Linked DNA regions of Mus musculus: region 1 is linked to region 2. The links are chromatin loops, found by intact Hi-C in ENCODE. Cell type or tissue: left cerebral cortex. All regions are shown on one strand. Links, peaks and the distances in the headings refer to the core of each region. The heading gives the core; the rest is flanking DNA. Region 1 overlaps Actn1 (actinin, alpha 1). Region 2 holds the start of Actn1 (actinin, alpha 1).

Evidence for each region. A loop is a pair of places that touch in the nucleus more often than their neighbours do. Peaks named below come from ENCODE experiments on the same cell type or tissue, not always from the same donor. Only the 100,000 strongest peaks of a DNase experiment are listed, where the experiment ranks them.
Region 1: a loop joins it to region 2, with 2.6 times the contacts of the local background. A loop is called at or near these places in 1 of 42 quality-filtered maps.

Annotation. Positions count from the first base shown.
Region 1 is chr12:80,165,766-80,171,099 of GRCm38, reverse strand. It overlaps Actn1 (actinin, alpha 1), which reads left to right. Exons shown (of 21, transcript NM_134156.3): 19 at 334-414; 20 at 2,084-2,242; 21 at 2,620-3,558. The coding sequence ends at 2,778. Among named protein-coding and RNA genes, the nearest start is that of 2310015A10Rik, 36 kb to the right of the region's middle. In left cerebral cortex, for the core only: CTCF peaks have their summits at 2,663 and 2,910; DNase peaks (open chromatin) are centred at 2,250, 2,626, 2,816 and 4,216; H3K4me3 peaks cover 1,080 bases; H3K27ac peaks cover 1,109 bases.
Region 2 is chr12:80,256,598-80,261,962 of GRCm38, reverse strand. It overlaps Actn1 (actinin, alpha 1), which reads left to right and starts at 1,600. Exons shown (of 21, transcript NM_134156.3): 1 at 1,600-1,976. The coding sequence starts at 1,872. In left cerebral cortex, for the core only: CTCF peaks have their summits at 1,342 and 2,398; DNase peaks (open chromatin) are centred at 2,108, 2,327, 3,166, 4,207 and 1 more place; H3K4me3 peaks cover 3,810 bases; H3K27ac peaks cover 2,329 bases.

The DNA of each region.
Region 1 (5,334 bases), core at 1-5,000, 90 kb after region 2:
GACATCAGGTCACCTGGGGCACTTCTGGGAGCTTCTCACCCTTGTGGCTCATCATGTTCCCCCTCTGGCCCTGCTTTCCCGAGCAGGACTGTGTTCCAGGGACAGGGCCCCCTTCTGGAGCCTTGTCTGTGTGTCTAACTGTGTGCATTTTTATTTCCCGTTTCCCCCACCCTTCCCCTCCACCCTCTCCATCCATCCGCATGCCTTTGTCCCCGTGTCTCCCCACACACACCACCTTCCACCCCGGGGCATGGCCCACCCTCCCCCACCCCCCTCACGGCCTCCTCTTCCCTGGCACCGCATGGCTCGCTGCCTGGCGCACCACGGCCCCAGGATCACTCCGGCACGTTGGGTCCCGAAGAGTTCAAAGCCTGCCTCATCAGCTTGGGTTATGATATTGGCAACGACCCCCAGGTACTCGCCTCCTGCATGGAGCACGCTCAAGGGTGGCCTCCGGGGCGAGAAATAACGCATTTCTCCTTTTTTTCTTCTCTCTCTGTCTGACTCTCCCTGTCCCCCTTCCTGTGGGCCACGGGGCTCATCCTCTTCTGCTCTCCCTGCCTGCCCACTGTCCGGTTCCTCTGACTTCTGACCTCTGCCTTCGGCTATCTTTCCTGGGAACCTGCTTGGGTGTCCGCCTCCTCTCCCTCGCCACATCTCATCTGTGGACTGGACTTCTGCATTTCTTTGCTCTGACCTCCTTCAACATGTTCCTCCTACATTCTTCGGCTACTCCTATTCTTCGTACCATAAACTGGGTCATTCCTTTCCACTGTCTTCCTGGCCTCTGGCTGGCCCCTCCTCCTCCCACCTGTCTGTCCCTCCTGTGTCTTGGCGCCACTGCCCTACAGAAGAAGACGGGCATGATGGACACAGACGATTTCCGCGCCTGCCTTATCTCCATGGGTTACAACATGGTAACGTAAACCCCCTCCTCCGCCTGCCAGGCTTTCTAAAGTTGCCTTGGCCGGGAGGCAGCCACCTGACTGGAGAAGCTAAGTCTTAGTAATGGTGGACAAAGGCTCTTAGGTTAGAACTGCCCTCCTCGGGGGAGTCCCTTATGGCCATCCTTGGGGAAGATGGCACCTGAAAACCAGACCACCCATGGGGCCAGGGTGTGGCTGGGAGGCTTAGCCTCCTCATCATGGTCTCTGAACCAGTTTATCTTATGGTACTTTCTGTGGAGAAAGGGCTTTTTCACTCCCACAGTGAACACCAGCTGTGGACGGCCAACCCCAAGGTTTATAGAATGATAATTCTACTTTGTCTTACATGACAATGGTGGTTTATACTTCTGCCCTGGTAGTAGCTCCATCCAGACCTGCCACCACTCGGTCTTGACCCAGGCCTCTCGCTAACCTTGTTTTGTCCCCTCTGCATCCAGCTGAGCTGGATAGGACCTTAGCTGGATAGACAGGTGTCCACTGAACCAAGTACAGAGCCCATGGGATGCCCAGCAGGGTTAAAGGCTAGACTAGAAGTATACTCCGTAAATTCCACATTGCTATCAAAGCTTGTGGTCTCAGATGTAGTGAGGAAACCTCACAACGTGGTTGTAAGAGTTAAATAAAGTGATCACAAGGACTGCGTACTTGTCTGGCACACTTGTCATGTTAAGGAAACAGCATATGTTGGAGCTAGACTGCCTGCGTCCTAATCCTAGCTCCCTACCTCCTAGCCATGTGACCTTGGGTAAGTCACTTACCCTGTCTGGGCCTCAGATTTCCCATACAATGGGAATACTATGATTTTATTCAGTTGTGATGATAAGATGAATTTAGAATATTAGCTGGCCTATATAATACATGCTGTATGAGTGTTAGTTAGCCATTGTTGAAGTTATCGTCATTATAATTAATACTACCCATCATTTTCTGTAAGTGAAACCCAGAGCTCTGCAGGGGGTGGGAAGTCCTGAGACTCACAACGTTTGGGTCACTTTCTCACCCTGGGGCAACCCAAGCCAGATCAGATGTCTGTTGTGCCTCCTGTTCCAACCATAGGCAACTTGGAGCTGGAGGTACACTTGAGATGCCCCAGTAGGCCGTTAGGGTGACAGGTGTGGGTTGGTTGTCTCCTCCAGGGAGAGGCAGAGTTTGCCCGAATCATGAGCATTGTAGACCCCAACCGCTTGGGGGTAGTGACGTTCCAGGCCTTCATCGACTTTATGTCCCGAGAGACGGCAGATACTGATACTGCAGATCAGGTCATGGCTTCCTTCAAGATCCTGGCTGGAGATAAGGTAGGATGTGCTGACGCTGAGACAGTGGGTGGTTACTGTAAATCGGTAGGATGAATGAAAAAGTCCGAGTGAAATAGGTTTGGAAGGAAGTTGAAGTAGATACTAAAATGGAAAACGTGACGTGTTTAAAATACCATATACAAGTGATATATTACTTGTAAATATATAATATGCACTTAAATATATATATGTACATACACACGGATGTCTCTGTTATATGTATGCACGCACGTATTCTACAGATCAAGTAGAGCGAGGAAATTAGAACACGGGTACTTAACATTCCCGGCAAGTTTACGACCTAATAGTTGCGGCAACGCCGCGTTGCTTTCCGGCCGCTGCCGAGGTTTCCGACCCTGACCATGCTTTCTCCGCAGAATTACATCACAGAGGATGAGCTGCGCCGTGAGCTGCCCCCTGACCAAGCCGAGTACTGCATCGCAAGAATGGCCCCCTACGCGGGCCCCGACTCCGTGCCCGGTGCTTTAGACTACATGTCCTTCTCCACGGCACTGTATGGCGAGAGCGACCTCTAACCCGCCCCTGCCTCCCTCCACCACCCCCCCACCCCCGGCCTTCTGCGCGTGCGCCCCACCCTGCTCCTCCTCCTCCTCCGCCCAGTCTGGCTGGCTGGGTTCATTATTTTCAGCTCAGCCACCAAGGGGGCAGAGCTCCGACCCAGGCGGCATCAAGCCTCCCTGCCCACAAAGTGACAGTTTACAAAATTATTTTCTGCAAAAAAGGATAAAAAAAAAGTTACGTTAAAAAAAAATTTTAAAAAGAAAAAAAAAAACAAACAAAAAACTACATATTTTATTATAAAAAAAAAAGTATTTTTTTCTCCACCAGTCTTAAATGGAAAAGAGGAAAAATTAACTATTTGCACCGAAATGTTTTTGTTGTGACATAGGAAAATAACCAAGCACAAAGTTATATTCCATTCTTTTTACTGAAGTTTTTTCCTCCTACCTGTTCTGTCTGCTGTATTCATTTCTCTAATTTCATGCCCACTTGGGGGTGGGGTAGGTGGGTACTCTCATCAGAGGCACATTGGTGCATGTGTGTTTGCTAGCTCACTTGTCCATGAGAATATTTTATGATATTAAAGAAAACCTTTTGAAATGGCTGCTTTTCAAAGAAGATAATTCATGGCTTCTCATTTTTCAGTCTCTTCAAAAGTGTGGCTGGCCTGTTTTATGACTGCAGAGTTGTTATGTTTTTTAATTTTGAATATTGCCTATTAAAGATAGGACAAACTTGGAGATTATGATGTTGCTTGGCACAGACTGTATTAAAACAACACTCCCGTGACATTACTTTGCTTGTTCCTTTGGCTGACTTCCAGAAGTGGGGGTGGGTTGTGTCAAGAATGGTGTGGGGTACCTGTCCTCACCCACCTCTAGATTTCTGAGCCTGGTTTGGTACATTCTCACTTCTTTAAGAGGAGAAGATGGCCTCCTCTATGTACAGGGGAAAGCTAACAAGCGCATGAAAGAGCCCCTGACGAAAACCCCCAGCTTTCTTGGTTCTCTGTGGCTGTCTGTGACTTCTCTGTGACCCCGACCATTTTGTTTTTGCTGCAGGGGACAGCTTGGATTGTGTCAGGGTTGTAGTCCTCTTTCCTACTCTAAGTGTTCCATAGAGTACTGGGGCTTGGTGGCAGGGTGTACAACCAGCCTATGCCAGGCCCTGAATTCAATCCCTTGAGACCCCAAAATGTGCCACAGATAGTAGCTGTTGGTCATTGCAGGGACTCAATGACAATGCAGATTGCCAGCATTCCCCCCATATCCAAACATATATGATGATAAGCTCCAATTTATCATTTGTTGTCTAAGAATATATGGTGGTGGTGGGAGCCTGTTGTTAGAATTTCCAAGACTACAGAGCAGAGCAAGAGCGATCATGGTTAAAATAACTTTGCAAGTAGAGATATGTCGAGTTGGGGAGTTCTGCCTGGGGGCGGTTTTAAAATCCCTGGCTGTGCCTCCTGAAAATGGTGGGCTGGCTCTTTGCCAGGTTCCCATTCATTAAGTGGTGCTGTTATAAAGTGATGGTAAATGGGTATGGAGCATGAGTGTTGGCTGTGGCCAATCTAAAGATTCTGTTCAGAAGGGAGAATCACTTGAAAGTAGGTCAATGGGTAGGCCCCTACCGCCAAGCCTGAAGGCCCAAGTTTGATCCCTGAGACCCACATGGTAAAGAGAACCAGCTCTCAAAAGTGGTCATCTGACACGTGGATGTGCACACACATGCTCGCACACACTAAAGAAATACATTTAAGATTTTTTTCTTTAAATAGGATAATCCTTAGTATTAACTGCATTTAGGGGGACTAAAGCCATCTGAACTTTCTGGGCTAAGCTAGAGAAGTCTATGGTGAAACCTTGTAGGGATTGGTTCAGGGGACATTCTTGAGCTCTCAGTCTGGTCTGGCCTCTGGGCCACTGAGGATATCCTAGGTGAGGGATTGGCTCTTACCTTGGGAAACTTATGCATTTACCCTTAAAAAAGTAGGAATCGTGGAAGATAATCTATGTCTGTGGAGAAAGCACTAGTAGTAGGGTGGTCCTGGTTTCAAAACCTTGAGAGGGCAGAGATATTTGTTTTTAGCTATTTTTATGCAAATTATCTTAAGATAAATGTAGGCTTTGGGGGAAGAAAGTCTTTTAACTGAAAGTTTTTCAGACCCAGGATACAAGCATTCTGATGCTCCAGTTTCTAAAGGTGTGGGTAGTCTATGTCCTTAGCAGGGCTTTAAAAAAATTTTTTTTTAAGCATTTGTTTACTGGAGGACAGGGGTCGTGTGTATACCGCAGCAAATCAGGAGGTCACAGGATAACTTGGAGTTGGCTCTTTCCTCCAGCACGTGGGTTCCAGGGATCAAACTCAGATTAACAGGCTTGGTGGCAAGAGCCTTTACTTGGTGGCTGGTCCTTCATCAGTGTTTATTTTTAACGATCACGTAAGTCATTTGAACAAAAGTGTGCCTGCCCACCAAGTTATCCCGTAAATTAGTTTTTAGTCTGTTGAGGATAAAGAATTTTAACCTGGGTTCTCCTTCAGTGCTGAGCATGGATCCCAGGGCCTTG
Region 2 (5,365 bases), core at 366-5,365:
CTGCATGCACATCTGTGTGATAGTATTAGAAGCCCTGGAACTGGAGTTACAGATAGGACTGAGCTGCCATGTGGGTGCTGGGAATTGAACCCGGGTCCTTTCCTCTGAAAGAGCAGTCAGTGCTCTTAAACGCTGATCCATCTCTCCAGTTCCCGAGTCACATGGCTTTTCTATTTGGGAATGATTTAAAGTGTACAGTGGCTGTAAGTAGGTTACATATCAATCAATTTTGTGCTGTTCTATACATGTGAGGCATAAGCTCTTGCAGATTCTGGTATCTGCAGTGGTTCTGAAATGAGTCCCGAGTATTAAGGGATGCCTGTATAAATTAAGCCCTACTGGTACAAGAGGGATGTATCTGTTGTCCACACCAGAATGCAAAACCAACTGCAGGTTTCCTTGTTACTGATTTTCATACTCAGAGTCCCTCAAAAGACCACTAGGAATCCGGGCGGCTTCTTCCCAGAATGCAACAGTGCTGGACCAACACATTTCCACCCTCCTTTACTGAGCCCAGGGAGTACCGCTAGCACCAAGCAGTTTAGTTAGTCTTGCGCTGTTTCTTCCTCCTCCAAGGATAATAAGGTTTTGTCAGGCACAAGGTTACACACAAAATGGGCCTGTAGAGTCCATGCTGGTTAAGTCTCTTGTCTAGCTCTGCTCTTTGAGTCTCAGTTTCTCCATCTATTAGGTGTATGCATCTGCTAGGTTTATGATACAGGTAGACCATTTTAGGGCTCTTCCTAGTTTCAGCAAAGTGTAGGTAGGGAAGCTGTAAAAGTGGGGAAGGAGGAAACTAGTCTCCAGAAGGTAGCTTCAGCTGTGTTAGTCCACCGGGGAATACCTGCCAAGGAACCTGGGAAGCCGGACAGCCAAGCTGCCACACAAGAAGTCCGCAGCGGGCCAGTGCACGGAACCCTAGAGAAGTACCCAAGGATCCTTGGCGAGGCGGGAAACTCAGTGGGCTGAGAAATGCCAGCTAGCCACAAATCTGGCTCTAGAAGGACAGGGATCAGCCTGGTCCCGAGGGGCGGGGCGGGAGCAGTGGTGGAATCAGGAAATTCCTTTCTACTGTGGGCCCTCCCAACCCCTTTCCAGGGTGCCGACTTGTCCCAACCTAGTTTCCCCGAGAAAGAGAAAACGAAATATGCCTTGGGTTTCCCCGCGCCCTGCTGGGGTTTGTAGCTTGCGTGGGACCGCAGGAACACCGGTGCGCCGGAGTTCTGGGCCTTCCCGCCGGCAGGGAACGGGACCAATCCTCAGCGACTCCTCGGGCTCCGGAGCACAGTGCCATTTGGTCCCCGAGCTCTGGGAGGCGTCCCCAGGCTCCACTCCGGTTCAGCTTAAGGTGGTGTCACATGAGCTGCGGGGGAGTGGGAACCCAGGGAGTGGGCGGTGGCGTGCGCGCCCGGAGGGGGCCGCCCAGTCCACCTATATGCACAGAGACCCGCCTGACGGATGCCAGGAATTCCCAATGAGAGGCGCTGGGGGGAAGTTTGGGCAACTCGGCCTGGCCAATGGAGAACCTCGGGAGGGCTCTGCCCCTTCTCCCCGCCCCCGCCCGCCTCTGCTCCCGCAGCGCGAGTGTTCACTGAGAGCAGTGTGCGTGGAGATTAGGTCCGAGCGCGCGCCCCAGGAAGGCAGTCCGCGAGCTCCAGCCGCCGCCGGCAGCAGCAGCCTCTGCGAACAGAGCCGCGGCGGAAGCGGGCGCAGGGGAGCGAGCCCGGCCCCGCCAGCCCAGCCCAGCCCAGCCCGGCCCAGCCCAGCCCAGCCCAGCCCTGCCGACACCCTCCCCACACCCGGGCAGCAGCCGCCGTCGCCTGGAGAGAAGGTGGAGGAAGAAATCCAGCTCCTAGCACGCACGCACCATCATGGACCATTATGATTCCCAGCAGACCAACGACTACATGCAGCCTGAAGAGGACTGGGATCGGGACCTGCTCCTGGATCCGGCCTGGGAGAAGCAGCAGAGGAAGGTTAGCAGCCACCCCCACCCGCTACAGCCCTGAGCCCTGATCCGCTCTGGCCGCTGCACTCCTGGGCTCCGGGTTGGAAACCAATTCCCGGCGCGCAAGAGCGGAGGCGGGGACATCGCGGCCACTGCGAGGTGGGGTATTGAGTTACAGGCACCGGGCGGGAGAGCGGAGCACCCCTGCCCTGGAGCCCGCGAACAGTTCGCCGCGGCGCGGGGAGGTGGCGCCGCCGGAGGGCAAATCGCCTCAGAGCGGGTGGTCCGGGCCACCCCGGTGCAGCCGAAACTGTCTCCCCGTGGGCAAGGCGCGGGGGCGATGCTCCAGAGGCTGGGGCTGAGACTTAGGCTCCATGGCTGCTTACTCGGGATCGATTTTCTCCTTCCTTCTTTTTCCTGGCGCCTCCATATGGCGTGCGGTGGCAGCACGCTTCCTGGGCCGCCCCTGGGGCTCTGTACCATAGGGGCAAGCTGCCCCGACTACTGCGCCCCGAGCTGGGTCTGCAGACAGTGGGCAGAGCCGGTGTCGGAGGGTTTGGCGACCTCCTCGGGATCTACCTGGAAGTGGACGTTCCGGAGTGCGGCTGGAGCTGAGAATCGGGGGTCGTTCGCGGGCTCCTCAGGGCCTTGTGGGGGCGGGGTCAGGACGGTGAACGGTTTTATTGCTAACTCAGTGAACTGGTGGCTGCAAACCCTCACATCTGTGTTCTGCCCGGTTCTTTTGCTGGCGAAACGCGAGTTTGAGTAGCTTGGCTCTAGTTGGGCTCCTGGTGGAGAGACAGTCTCAGGAGATATTTGGGGTTGTTCTCCGAGGATCCACGGCCCTGTATCCTAGTCGCCATCAGCAAGGTTCGGGATATGCTGCCCCGTCTGAGCTGAGAAATTGGCGATGGGTCCGGAGCGTAATGGCTATAGGCAGGAAGAGGTCAGAAACCTCTCTTGCTTGGGGAGGGGGAGACATTAACCCTGTCACGGCTTCCTGCCTGAGCAGAGAGCGCGTTCCTTAGGCGGCCACGTACCCTGACCCCCCAACACCCAACTCCCGTTCAGTCCCCCCCCCCCCACTTCGTGATCTGGGAATGGGGGGGGGGGTGTACAGGATGGCGCGTCCCTCTGGATAGTGCGGTTAGGGCTGGGCTTGAGGGAGAATGCTCATGTCCAAAAATGGTAACATTCATTCCCTTTTTTAAACTTAAAAGGGGGGGAGTTTAGTGAGCCGGCTGAAGGTTTTTTTTTTCCCCCAGCTAAAGGCATCCTGTATTAGCTCACTCAGGAATCCTAAGCCCTGAAACGGTGCCCTTTTGCTCACTTCATCAGACCAGCAGAGGTAATTTAAAACACACCACAATGGGCTTCCTTAAACAGGCAACCTGGGGCCCTGCCCCTGTCTCTTACTGCAACAGCAACTTAAGAGCGTCTCTTGGCTTTGAACTGACTTCTTTGTAATGTATTAGTAGCTTACAGACACCGCCCTCTTCCTGTCAGCCCCCCCCCCCCTTTTCTGGAAGGACTGAGGGCTGAGGGTCTTTCCCCCTTCTTCACTCTCGAATTTATTTCCTGGGACTGTTGATGGAAGAGAAAACTGAGTGAGAAGTTTGGAGATTTCCAGGGAGGACGAGAGATGCCCTCCTTCCCCTGCTTCTTTCTGTCAAAAAAAAAAAAGTTTCTTAAAGTGACTTTTTTTTTTTTAAAGTGTGCATTGATGTTTTGCCAGCATGTATGTCCCTGTGAGGGTGTCAGATCTTCTGGAACTGGAGTTACAGGCAGTTATGAGTTGCTACGTGGGTACTGAGAATTGAACCTGGGTCCCTGGAAAGCGCAGCTGATGCTCTTAACGGATGAGCCATTTCTCCAGAGTTTTAAAAAAAAATCTTTCTTAAGAAGGGGTTAGGATTAGAATGGTGGAAATCTTAGGCTCTTCTATGGAGAATAGAAGTCCCTTCCAGGAGTCCACCTTTGTGCTGGAAGAGACAGGAGTGATGGAGTTGTTGAAGATACTGAGCCTTGGGCCGATATGCTCACTCAGTATTAAAGAATGAATGGCTGGACAAACATATTCAATAGAGTTGGAGAGAAAATGATAGCCTCCCAGAACACAAACTTGGTAGGAACAGACGCCGGGGGAATTTGGTCATCATCTCCGGGCATATGTAATATATGTAGGCTGATGTTGGCTAATGTGGGCAGCATGGTACCCATTTTATCTTGGAGATCCCAGCAGCCCTGTGAGCTAGACACATGTGAGGATGAGTAGGCCGGTTAAGAGAGAAGTAGCCTGGGCCGAGGGCGGGTGTACAGCGCACTGGAAGCAGCTGGAGGAAGGATAGAGAACTAAGTCTGGCATCCCAAGCCAGTAGGTTTTGGGATAATCAGGGAATCTACATTAGCTTAGGTTAATAGTGGCAGCCTGGCAGAAGGCCCTCTGTTTTTGACTGGAAAACCTGGTTCAAGATTGTGGCCATTGGCCGTTCATTCTCAGTTGCCTTCTGTGAGCATACGTTTCCTCACCTGAGTAGTGCTTAGCAGAATGATAGGACATTTCTTAAGGTGTAAAGCCAGCACCACGTAGGGTTTGCTGTTCTTCCTACCGAGTAGGGTGGGTGTTATATGGGACCACCGCCTATGAGTGAACAGGGCCAGAGGAGGCAGAGGAGAATTGAGGTGACACGGTGCGGTGGGAGCCATGAGAGGCAGAGGACAGCCTGATTTTAGCCCCGGTGCAGCATAGCTGTTTGCGAGACTGTGGGCAAGTCACTTCCTTCTCTCTCCTCTCTCTGTGTGTGGTGTATGTGTGGGTATGCCTATGTGGTGGCTAGAGATTGATGTTTGGTGTCTTCCTGAGTCACTCTCTACATTATTTATTGAGATAGAGTCATTCTATGCCCTGCCCTGGCTGGTCTGGAACTCTGCAACATAGAACAGGCTGGCTTTGAACTCAGAGACACCGTGTGCCTCTGCCTCCAACCTGGCCAACTCTCCATTTTGTTTTTGAAAACTGGGTGTGTGTGGGATGTGTGGGGTGTGTGTGGGGGGTGGGGAGGTCTATCTCATGGAATCTGAAGCTCTTGACTCAGTCTGACTGGCTAACAAACTCCAGGGATTTACCTGTCTCTCTGCCCCGCCTAGTGCCAAGCTTACAGGCCTGTGCCTCTGTACCCAACTTATGTGGGTGCTAGAGATTGAATTTAGATACTTAATACCTGTGCAGAAAGCCCCTTTGTGACTGGGCCATCTCTCCAGCTCTGAGCTTTTCCTAGCTAGAGTTTGGCAAATGCACTGTGAATACTGACTGTGAGCCAGGCTGAGTTCTAGGTGTTAGAAGTGGGACGTTGAGTGAGACAGAGCAGATCTCTCTGTTGTTTCCTTACCTGTGAACCTAATGCGTTTCTGCCCCGC